Linked DNA regions of Homo sapiens: region 1 is linked to region 2. Evidence: chromatin contacts called from ENCODE Hi-C or POLR2A ChIA-PET data. All regions are on one chromosome and are shown on one strand. The core of a region is the stretch at or near the end of the contact, and the rest is flanking DNA. Distances in the headings are between cores, read along the strand shown. Region 1 overlaps ZFAND3 (zinc finger AN1-type containing 3). Region 2 has its middle 3.2 kb from the start of MIR4462.

The links. A loop is a pair of places that touch in the nucleus more often than their neighbours do. ChIA-PET counts read pairs that join two places held with the same protein, here RNA polymerase II (POLR2A). Pooled maps may share reads with other maps.
Region 1: a map with no recorded cell type shows a loop between it and region 2 (5-fold over the local background). The contact joins two enhancer-like sites. A Hi-C loop is called at or near these places in 7 of 37 single-sample maps with no recorded cell type and 2 of 50 pooled maps. POLR2A ChIA-PET finds 5 or more read pairs at or near these places in 1 of 52 experiments (A549).

What each region holds. Positions count from the first base shown.
Region 1 is chr6:37,837,054-37,842,485 of GRCh38, forward strand. The region is part of intron 1 of ZFAND3 (zinc finger AN1-type containing 3); the gene reads left to right. Among named protein-coding and RNA genes, the nearest start is that of ZFAND3, 20 kb to the left of the region's middle. Within about 2 kb of position 3,323, at least 2 of the 41 ENCODE cell types and tissues checked have a DNase peak (open chromatin) inside an H3K27ac peak, as active enhancers do.
Region 2 is chr6:37,555,911-37,561,419 of GRCh38, forward strand. No RefSeq gene overlaps it. Among named protein-coding and RNA genes, the nearest start is that of MIR4462, 3.2 kb to the left of the region's middle. RefSeq lists enhancers at 99-188, 739-788, 899-998, 1,209-1,418. Within about 2 kb of position 4,226, at least 2 of the 41 ENCODE cell types and tissues checked have a DNase peak (open chromatin) inside an H3K27ac peak, as active enhancers do.

The sequences.
Region 1 (5,432 bases), core at 2,073-4,572, 280 kb after region 2:
CAGATTCCATGTCTCTCCCCCTCCCCCGTATAGGTTGAGATGTCATAGAAAGAAGGCGTTCATGTGGGAGATAATGAAATATATTTCTTAAGAAAAGCTCAGTATATATATAGGAAAAATTAGGTGAAGTATGAGGTAAGATGAGGGGACAGACTTCTTGGCTGATACTGGTTTATGCTATTTTATTCATGACATGTGCTGTATGTGTCAATATGACACAAGAAGAAAGGACATATTGGAATTATTAGAGGAGACAGTGTGAGGATTAAGGTCAAGTAGTTTTTTTCAGATATTCTAAAAATCTTATTTTGCTGTGTGTGATTTTCTGTAAACATTCTTCAGCGTATTTTGCTATATGTAACTGCTCTGTTGTTATTTTAGGGAATTTTAAGCATTTCAGCATTGGAACTGTGTAATCAGAGACAATGGGTCCTTTTAATGTATAGATAGTCCTTTTTTTTTTTTTTTGAGATAGAATTTTGCTCTTGTTGCCCAGGCTGGAGTGCAATGGTGCAATCTTGGCTCACTGCAACCTCTGCCTCCCAGGTTGAAGCGATTCTCCTGCGTCAGCCTCCCGAGCAGCTGGGATTACAGGCATGCGCCACCACACCCGGCTAACTTTTTTGTATTTTTAATAGAGACAGGGTTTCTCCATGTTGTCAGGCTGGTCTCGAACTCCCGACCTCAGTTGATCCGCCCACCTCAGCCTCCCAAAGTGCTGGGATTACAGGCATGAGCCATTACGCCCGGCCGATAGACTCTTATTAAAGAACAACATATATAGAGAACAGCGTGTATACCAATATGCTAAATATACACAAAAATACACTTTGTTTAAAATTATATTGATACAATTTAAATAGTGTCATAAATATTACGGCAACTTGATGTTACTTTATTTTAGAATATCCCTGGAGGCCTTCGAGGTTGAAGCTGTTTTGATTTCACACCCTTCTGTTTTAAAACATAGGGACTGACAGGGAGACCCAGGGCTGCAATCTGGGTGGTGCTACATTTGTAGACAAGGACAACTTGCTGTATTTTAACCCAGAAACATTAGAAAGTTTGTTCTTGAACTTCTGGCTCAGATTTAGATGCATCTTTGAAGTGCTGATATTTGGCTTATCTGAAGCTTTGGGATTATCATTTTCTAGTTATGAAGGGAATGAAAGTGTTCATAACATTTTTGCAGGTGGAAGGTAAAGTTGTTGTTTTGTTCCTCAAATTTTTTTTTGCTTAATTTAAAAAATATTGAGATATAATTCACCTACCATAAATTTCATCCTTTTGGAGTGTATAACTGTGTGTGGTTTTTAGTCTCTTCACAAAGTTATGCAACCATCACTACTGTCTTAATTCCAGACAATTTCATCACTTTGTAATTCAAGACAATTTCATCACTTCATAAAGAAATCTCATATCCAATAGCAGTCACTTCTCCCCTCAGCTCCTGCTAAACATGAATCTACTTTCTGGTTCTATGGATTTGCCAGTTCTGGACATTTCACATAAGTGGAATCATACCATATATGACCTTTTGTGTCCGGCTTCTTTGACTTAGCATAACGTTTTCAAGGTTCTTCCATGTTGTAGTGTACTTCATGTCTTTTTGTGGCTGTATAATACTCCATGTGGATATACCACATTTTGTTTATCTGTTCATCAGCTGATGGATAATGAGTTGTTTCAGGTTTTTGGCTATTATGAATAATACTGCTGTGAACATTTGTTTACAAGTTTTTGTGTGAACACCTGTTTTCACTTCTCTTATTTGAATACCTAGGAGGGGAATTTCGGGATGATATGGTAACTCTGTTTAACTTTTGAGTAAACTACCACCCTGTTTTCCAGAGCAACTACATTATTTTACATTCCCACCAGCAATGTATGAAGACTCCAGTTTCTTCACATCTTTGCCAATACTTGTCATTGCTGCTCTTTTTGATTATAGCCAACCCTGTGGCATCTCCATTGTGTTTTGATTTGCATTTCCTTAATGACTGATGATGTTGAGTATCATTAAATATGCCCATTGACCATTTGTGTATCTACTTTGGAACAATGTCTGTTTAAATATTTTGCATGTTTTAAAATTGAGTTGTATGCCTTTTTACTTGTAAGTTGTAAAATTTCTTTTTTTTTTTTGAGACAGAGTCTTACTCTGTCGCCCAGGCTGGAGTGCAGTGGCGCGATCTCAGCTCACTGCAACCTCCGCCTCCCAGGTTCAAGCGATTCTCCTGCCTCAGCTTCCCGGGTAGCTGGGACTACAGACGCGTGCCACCATGCCTAGCTAATTTTTTGTATTTTTAGTAGAGACGGGGTTTCACCGTGTTAGCTGGGATGGTCTCGATCTCCTGACCTCAAGTGATCTGCCTGCCTTGGCCTCCCAAAATGCTGGGATAACAGGCGTGAGCCACCGTGCCCGGCCAGTTATTTTTTTATTTTTTATTTTTTGTTGTTGTTGTTTTGTTTTTTTTTTTGAGATGGAGTCTCGCTCTGTCGCCAGGCTGGAGTGCAGTGGCGCGATCTCAGCTCTCTGCAAGCTCTGCCTCCCGGGTTCAAGTGATTCTCCTGCCTCAGCCTCCCGAGTAGCTGGGACTACAGGCGTGTGCCATTACACCTGGGTAATTTTTGTATTTTTAGTAGAGACGGGGTGTCACCATGCTGGCCAGGATGACCTCGATCTCTTGACCTCGTGATCCACCTGCCTCCGCCTCCCAAAGTGCTGGGATTACAGGCTTGAGCCACCGCACCCGGCCATAAGTTGTAAAATTTATGTATTCTGGTTACTAGTTATTTATCAGATACAGGATTTGCAAATTTTTTTCCCATTTTGTAGGTGGTGGTTTCACGTTTTTTGGGGATGTGTCCTTTAGAGCACAAAAGTTTTAATTTTGATGAATTCTTATTTATCTTTTTGTTGTTTTTGCTTGTGCTTTTGGTATATCTGAGAAAACTTTACCTAATTCAAGGTCACAAATATTTACACTATGTTTTCTCTAATAGTTTTACAGTTTTAGCTCTTATTTTACATTTAAGTTGGTTATCTATTTTTTTTTTTGAGATGGAGTTTCGCTCTTGTTGCCCAAGCTGGAGTGCAGTGGCGCGATCTCGGCTCAGTGCAACCTCTGCCTTCTGGGTTCAAGCGATTCTCCTGCCTCAGCCCCCAAAATAGCTGGGCCTACAGGGACCCACCACCTTGCCTGGCTAATTTTTTGTATTTTTGGTAGAGATGGGGTTTCACCATGTTGCTCAGGCTGGTCTTGAACTCTTGAGCTCAAGCAATCCGCCTGCTTCAGGCTCCCAAAGTGCTGGGATTACAGACATGCGCCACCGCGCCTGGCCAATTTTATTTCATTAATTTCTGTCTTTATGCCAATGTCACACTGTCTTGAGTACTTCCTTTGTAATAGGTTTTGAAACCAGGAATTGTGTGACTTCTACAATTTCATTCTTCTTTATCAAGCATGTTTTGGCTGTTTTGGGTCCTTTGAAATTACATATGAATTTCATCAGCTTGTCAGCTTGTCAGCTTGATCAGCTTGTCAGCTTCTGCAAAAAAGCCAGCTTGGAGTTTGGTAGGGGTTGCATTGCATCTCCAGATGAATTTGGGGAATGTCTCCATATTAACAATATTTAGTCTTCCTATCCTTGAACATGGGATATATTTTCATTTATCTGTCTTCAGTTCTTTCAACAACATTTTGTAGTTTTCACTGTACAATGATCTGGTCTTTTGCTTTCCAAAACCAGAAACTCTTTTTTAAGTTGAAGGTTTCTTAAGACTTTTGGGGAGGCAGTTCTGCTAAACAAACAGAAAAGAGAACATTTGGTTAGAAAAAACAGAGATAACAGGAAGATTAATTATTTTAATAATAAAGCAAGGAACCAATTTATTAAAATTTTTTAGAATATGCTTTGTAACCATAATGCTTGAATCTGTTATACATTTGTCTCAGACTGGAAGTTCCCCTTTGTGACTTCAAGATACTTGAGAAACAATCAGTAATCAGTTAATGGGTTGCTGGGTTATAGAAAAATCAACACAGAGGAAATTTAGAGATCTTGAGTAAATATTTCACTTTAGTTATGAAAGAGGGTAATGAATGAAAGAGGGTATTTTAAGAAGGGTTTCCGAATAAGTTTCAGTTCTTTGAGTAATAACTTTATGGAAAGAGAGACTATTTCTCTAGTGTCTGATTTTCTCCTCCCCCATAACATTTTATCATGAGAAATCAAGAATTGTACATCCATTTATTTACTACCTAGATTCTGTAATATTTTGCTTTATTTGCTTTCCATCCTTCTATCCATCTATTAATCTTATTTTTTATTTTCCAAGTAAATTGTAGACTCAATACATTTACCCTTCTGTACTTCAGCATGCATATCATTAACTAGAGTTTAACATTTGTTTTTAAGTTTTTGTTTTGTTTTGTTTTGTTTTTGAGATGGAGCCTGGCTCTGTTGCCCAGGCTGGAGTGCGGTGGCGCGAACTTGGCTCACTGCAAGCTCTGCCTCCCGGGTTCACGCCATTCCCCTGCCTCAGCCTCCCGAGTAGCTGGGGCTACAGGGCCTGCCACCATGCCCGGCTAATTTTTTTGTATTTTTATTAGAGACGGGGTTTCACTGTGTTAGCCAGGATGGTCTCGATCTCCTCACCTTGTGATCCACCAGCCTCGGCCCCCCAAAGCGCTGGGATTACAGGCGTGAGCCACCGTGCCCAGCCTGTTTTTAAGTTTTGAAGTACAATTTATATACAGTGAAAAATACATCTCTCAAGCATAGTATTCAGTGAGTTTTGACAAATGCACATACCTGTATGTCTTAGTTTGGGCTACTATAACAAAATACTTGGGTAATTTATAAACAGTGTAAATTTATTGCTCATAGTTCTGGAGGGCAAGGTCAAGGTACTGGCAGATTCAGTGTCCGATGAGGGCCCATTCCTTATAGGCGGCACCTTGTTGCTGTGTCCTTATGTGGCGGAAGGGTCTAAGGTGCTCCCTTCATCCTCTTTTATAAAGGTACTAATTCCATTGATGAGGGCGATGCCTTAATAACTTAGTTACCTCCCAGAAGCCCCACTTCTTTATACTATCACATTCGGTATTCGGTTCCAACAAATGAATTTTGGGGAGGACACCGACATTGAGACTGTGGTACTCTGTAACCCAAACCTTTACCAGGAGATATACTATGTAATGCTACTCTCGCTCCAGAAAGGTTCCTCATGTCCCTTCCTAGTCAGGCTGGTCCCTTCTGCTGTTTCTCGTACCCTATCAGGCAGCCATGGTCCTGATTTTTTTCCCCATCATAGATTAGTTTTGCCTGTTTTGAAAGTCGTATAAATGGAGTCATATGCTGTGTACATTATATACTCTTTGACACAGTGTAATGTTTTTGATATTTATCAGTGTTGTATGAATAAG
Region 2 (5,509 bases), core at 2,976-5,475:
GGCTCTGAGATTTTCTCTTTCCATTTGTGCCTCTCTCTGGCTTGTCCTCTCTCCCCTGTCTTTTCTTTCTCTCCCTCACCACGCCCCTACTTCCTCCTTTTTGTCTGTCTCCATCTCTCGGGCATTTTCTAGAGAAACAACCCGGTGAGCTGGGAAGAGAAAGTGACGTGGCCTTGGCCTGCGAGCACCCAGCTTCACAGCCAGCTGTGCCACCGCCGGCTGAGTCTGGACATCTCTGAGCTTCTTCCGTTTCTCACGTGTAAAATGGGTCTAGGCCTGGCGTGGTGGCTCACGCCTGTAATCTCAGCACTCTCAAATGAGTATGGGACCCTGGAAAGTCCTGGAAGTCTCCTTCTTCTCGAGAACTTTTAACATCAAGAAAAGCCCTGGCTGGGCGCGGTGGCTCACACCTGTAATCCCAGCACTTAGGGAGGCCGAGGCGGGTGGATCACGTGGTCAAGAGATCGAGACCATCCTGGCTAACATGGTGAAACCCCGTCTCTACTAACAATACAAAAATTAGCTGGGTGTGGTGGCGAGTGCCTGTAATCCCAGCTACTCGGGAGGCTGACGCAGGAGAATCGCTTGAACCCGGGAGGCGGAGGTTGCAGTAAACTGAGACTGTGCCACTGCACTCCAGCCTCGGTGACAAGAGCGAAACTCTATCCCCAAAAACATAAAACATAAAAAATAGCTGTCTTTCATTTTCAACAGTGGCTGCAAAGATGAGAAGCCCAGCCCAGAAGAGGTATACAGTGGATGCTGGTACCGGAGGCAGACCTGGCCCACAGTCCGTTACAAATCCAGGCTCCTCTTTCCTCGGTGTGGAGTGTCTGGCTGAGAAGTAGCTGCCCAGCCAGGAACCCCATTTTTCAGAACCCTTTGTGTATATGTGGGGCCGAATTTCTAGTTCTCCCCTATGGACTCTGTGCAAGGCGTGGTGTGCTGCTTTCAGATGGAAGGATGAAGAATTGGTCTTTCCCTGTCTGGCGGCTGCACAAGGAGAAGTCAGAGGTCTTCAAGGGGGCAGAGCCAGAGGAGGGAGGGAGCCAGGGGAGGCCACCCTGACAGCAGTGCTGGCGCTGGACTGTGACTGAGCAGGAAATGAACTTTCACAGGCTGAGCCACTGAGATGGGGCTAGCCTCTTACAGCAGTGGCTTTACCTCTTCTTTTTTCCATCCCTCCCTGGCAACTGTCTTGATCCCCGTCCGGCTGTCCAGGCCTCATGATCTGGAGGGAGGGCGTCCCGTTCCCTCTGACCTAGGCCCTTGCCCTGACTCCACGGTGGGCCAGATGCGACCATCTTGGCCATCAGGCTCAGGGCAGACTGGGGCCTTCTTTCCAGGTGCCAAGCGCAGTCCCCACCTCAGTGGATGCTGACAGGACGCTCTGGTGGCCCAGGAGGTCTTGCTTAGTCATACGATCCTCTGTGGATTAGTGTATGGGGACCCAAGCCACATGGGACTTTAGAAATCCCCCTTTCCCTCAGGAGCACCCGGGGAAAGAGAAGCTACCATCCGTCAGTGCAGTTAGCCTCGGCCCCACATCCTCTCTGACCCTGGCTTTTGTCTTCCGGGGGCTCTGTGGGCCTCCTTGTGCAGCCTCCCCATGGTGCTGGGCTGGGGCCTCCTGCATTTTCATGGTTTCTGTGACCCTGCCTTCTCCCAAGGCCTCCCTTAACCTCTGCCTTGCTTCCCCTGACCTTTCCCTACCTCTCCCTGACTTCTCAGCTCTGTTCCCTGCAGCCCGCTCCAGGTCCTCCCTAGGGGATGCTGTGGCACAGACGCCTATGTCTTCCTCCGAATAGAAGCACAGCCAGAGACTCAAAGAGGTCATCTCCAGGGGTGAGCTTTCTCTTTGCCTCTGTCTTAGCAGAACATGAAGTCCCTGGAGGGAGACCATGGCAAATCGGATAAAAATCTCTCTGTGGCAGATTCACTTTCCTGGGATTAGCCCGACTCTCACGCTGGCCCTCCCCAGATGGACTCTGCCCTGAGTCATTGGTACCTGATGGCAGAGTGGGCGGCAGCTTTCCTCCCCTGATCTTCTCTCCCAGTCCCTGCCTCATCACCCTGAGTCCTCAGCACACTCTCTACCCCTGAGCCCACCCTCTCCCAACTTGAAGCTCCCGATCCTCTGCCACCAAACCATGACCCTGCCCTTCCTTCTGAACTCTGAGTGGCATTAATTGCCTCAAAACATTTCTTAGGCTAATCTCCCAGACTCTGGTCCCTGTACTCTTCTTTTGACAAGGCGAGGGCTCAGCTCCAATTATCCTGAGGCGGTGTTGAGGGGGTGGACATTGGAACAACTCTTCTGCCTCTAATCAGCTACCTGAGCAGCACAGGTGAGTGATTCACCTGAAGATTCTAAGCCAGCAGCATAGCCTCTGCTCTAAGGGACCTCATGCAGGAAACAGACAGACAAGGGCCGTGAAGTATTCTGGTACATGTGGTACTGTGAGGCCCAAAGGAGAATGGCCAGTTTCACTGGGGAGGGGCCGGGCTCAGCAAAAACCTCACTAAGAAGAGGGAGCATGGAGCTAAGTCTTGAAGGATGGCTAGGTGTTCAGTAAATGGAGGAGACAGCGGTGGGGAGGGTGTTTCAGACAGACGGCACAGCCACTGCAAGGCCCTGGAGGGAGCATTGAGTCCCACACATGGAAGGGCCAGAGGGAGGAGATGGGGAACAGACAGGGTGAGAGGGCCTTGCCTCCCTGCTGAGGGGTCTGGCCTTTATCCTGAGGGTGGTGGGAGCTGCTGAGGGAGTTAACCCAAGGAGTGACCTGATCAGATTCGTTGGTTTCCTCTGCCCCGAGGTCTTCTTACTTCTATCCCAACAACTGAGCTAGCCTCCCGCCCCCAGCTCGGGCCGGCACACCGTAGGTGCCCAGCATGAGTGCGTGGACACCACTCGTGTCTCTCACCATTGTCCCTAAAATCAAGCCCACAGTCCATGGAGGCTTGCCCTGCCAGCTCCTGAACAGCCGGCTGACCCACTCCGACGCCGCGGGCTCACCTTGGAGTAGTGCCCAAGCTGGGTGTCGCTTTATGAATTGGGCTGTTTTTGCCACCTGGGCTGGTGTCCCCACTCCCCACCCCATGCCACCCCCACTTTTCCTCTTACCTGGCTCTTTCTCATCTGGAAGGTCTTGGCCACAGTATCACCTACTTGGAGAGACTTTCCTGAGTGTAAAGAAGCCCCCACCGCCAAGATTCTCCCACGATGACGCCCTTTTACTTTGTAGCACCGAACCTGGTTTGTTGTTATATAATTGTGGTTTGTTTGTGGTCTGTCTCCTCCATTAGGCTAAAACCTACAGGGCACATGGCTTTTGTCTTCCACTGTGTCTTGGGGCCTGGCACAGGGTAGGGTACCAGGACCATGTGTTGAAGGAATGAATGAGGCTCAAACCTCTGCTCAGACTCAGGGCTCCTTAAAGATAGGAATCTACCTCCGTTTTCAGCCTGGGCCCCCTTCATCCCCTGCACAGGGCAGGGACTGCTTCCGCCCCTCTCCCCTTTCTCCTAGGGTCCCTTTGCTGCAGGCAGAGCTGGAGCTGGAGCAGAAGTGTGGCTGAGGCCACTGAGGAAGCATTCACAGCTCAGACCTGCAGCCTCCTCCGACCACAGAGCTAATGCTGTGGAGCTGACCACTTGGCACCAGAGATCTCCAGGGAAACCCTGCCAGCGCCCTGAGCTTATGGCCTGGCCTTAAACCTGCACCACTGGCTTCAAAAGTGCCACATCCTCTCCCTATCTTTAAAGATAGCACAGCACCTGCCTTCATGAATCCATTTCAGTGAAAGCGGGGCTTAAAAACCAGAGCTGTACAGCAACATACACACACACCCTAAACACATCCCCACTTCTACCTTCCATCTTTTCTCTTTCTGCATTCATTCCTCTGGCCCAGTCTCTGTGTCTCTGTTCCACTTATTTCTGTCTCTGTCAATCTGTGTCTCTTTCCATCTGCCTCTGTCCCTCGCTGCGTCTCTGCTTCTCTCTGCCACATTTTGTGTTTCTTTTCTGTCTCTGTCCGCTTGTGAGTGTTATTCTACATCTCATGCCCTCTCTGAGTTTTTGTTCATGTCTGCCTTCTCCTGTCACCCCCAAGGGCCCTGAGGTCCCCCCTCCCCTCATTCCTCCCTTCCCCCGTAGCAGCCACCTCTCTGGGTGCCACTAGCTCACGCTTAGCTCTTCAGGCAATCGTAGAAAGAAGAAAGGGAGGAGGATGCTAGCGGGGAGCTTGAAGCAAGTGGTGGGGCAGCAGTGAGAAGTAGAAGTAGCACTGAATAAATACGCAGCTGTCTCTTTTATCTCTTCTTGGCAGGAGGCAGAAGCTGGGGCAGGGGAGGCTCAGACGAATGGGCAGGGAGGGAGATGGATGATGGGGCCCAGAGTGAGACGGGGAGACTCAGGGCAGCCGACAGGACTGAAATGAAGGGGGATGTAAGTTTCCACAACCTCTGGCTCCTGGCAGGAGACTTTCCACCCTGATTACTAGGGACAGGGAATTGTTTAGGAGTCCAGGACACAAAAGGATAAAATAAGGAGACCGTGGGAAGAGCAGTAAGTGTGTGTGTGTGTGTGTGTGTGTGTGTGTGTGTGTGTGCGTGCGCACGCGCGCGCCCTACTCACTAGTCGCTAGTGCTATTTGCTAAATATTTCTGGGTCTCCTCTTCCGAATTGCACTCCCTGGCCCCCTTGTGGTTGGATGGGGCCATATGACCAGTTCTGGCCAATGGGCAGAAGAGAAAGTGTCACTTCCCGGCAGAAGAATGTAATTGCCAATGCAACATCTTCCAGAGGTCTTTCTTTCCCTCTGGCACTATGACCAGCAAGCTTTGAGCTAGTGGCTTCTCCATCAGTCTGGGCCTTGGGGTGATATGATGTGCAGAAGCTGTGACTGGCATGTCGCGTGAGCAAGAAGCAAGCCCTTTGGTTTTAAGCAGTAGAGGTTTTGGAGTTATTTGTTAATGAAGCATAGCCTTGCCTATCCTGACTGATGCAGTATACATGCCTGTGATTGTGTAGGTGTCTGTATGGAGTGTAAAGTGTCCAGGGATGTGTGTTTAAGCATGTGTATGTGCCAATATTTATTTAATACATATAGAAGCACGTGTGTTTAGAGGTTGTGTGTGTGAATACAAGTCTTGGTATTTTTGGTCCACACCCAGCAAATGGTGAAGAAGGAAAGTTTCCCTCTGCTGCTGTCTTACCTCCTGTTTGAGGTAGACACACAAAGGGCCAGATCTTGGGTCCCGCTTGCCTCCTAACCACCCGCCCAGCTTTAATCTCCACGTCTTCTCTTCTTCCTGGCAGCTGCTACCCTCTTCCCTGAGTGTTCCTGGGGTGGCTACTGCTTTTGGCTGCCTGGCACAATTTCCCTCTCTCCTAGCCCCAGGCAGAGTGACTGGTTCTGGGTTAGGTGTGTGGCCAGGGCCAGACCACTCAGACACCTTCCCCAGGATTTTGCTGCTGGAGCAAGCAGGGAAGTGGAGCGCAC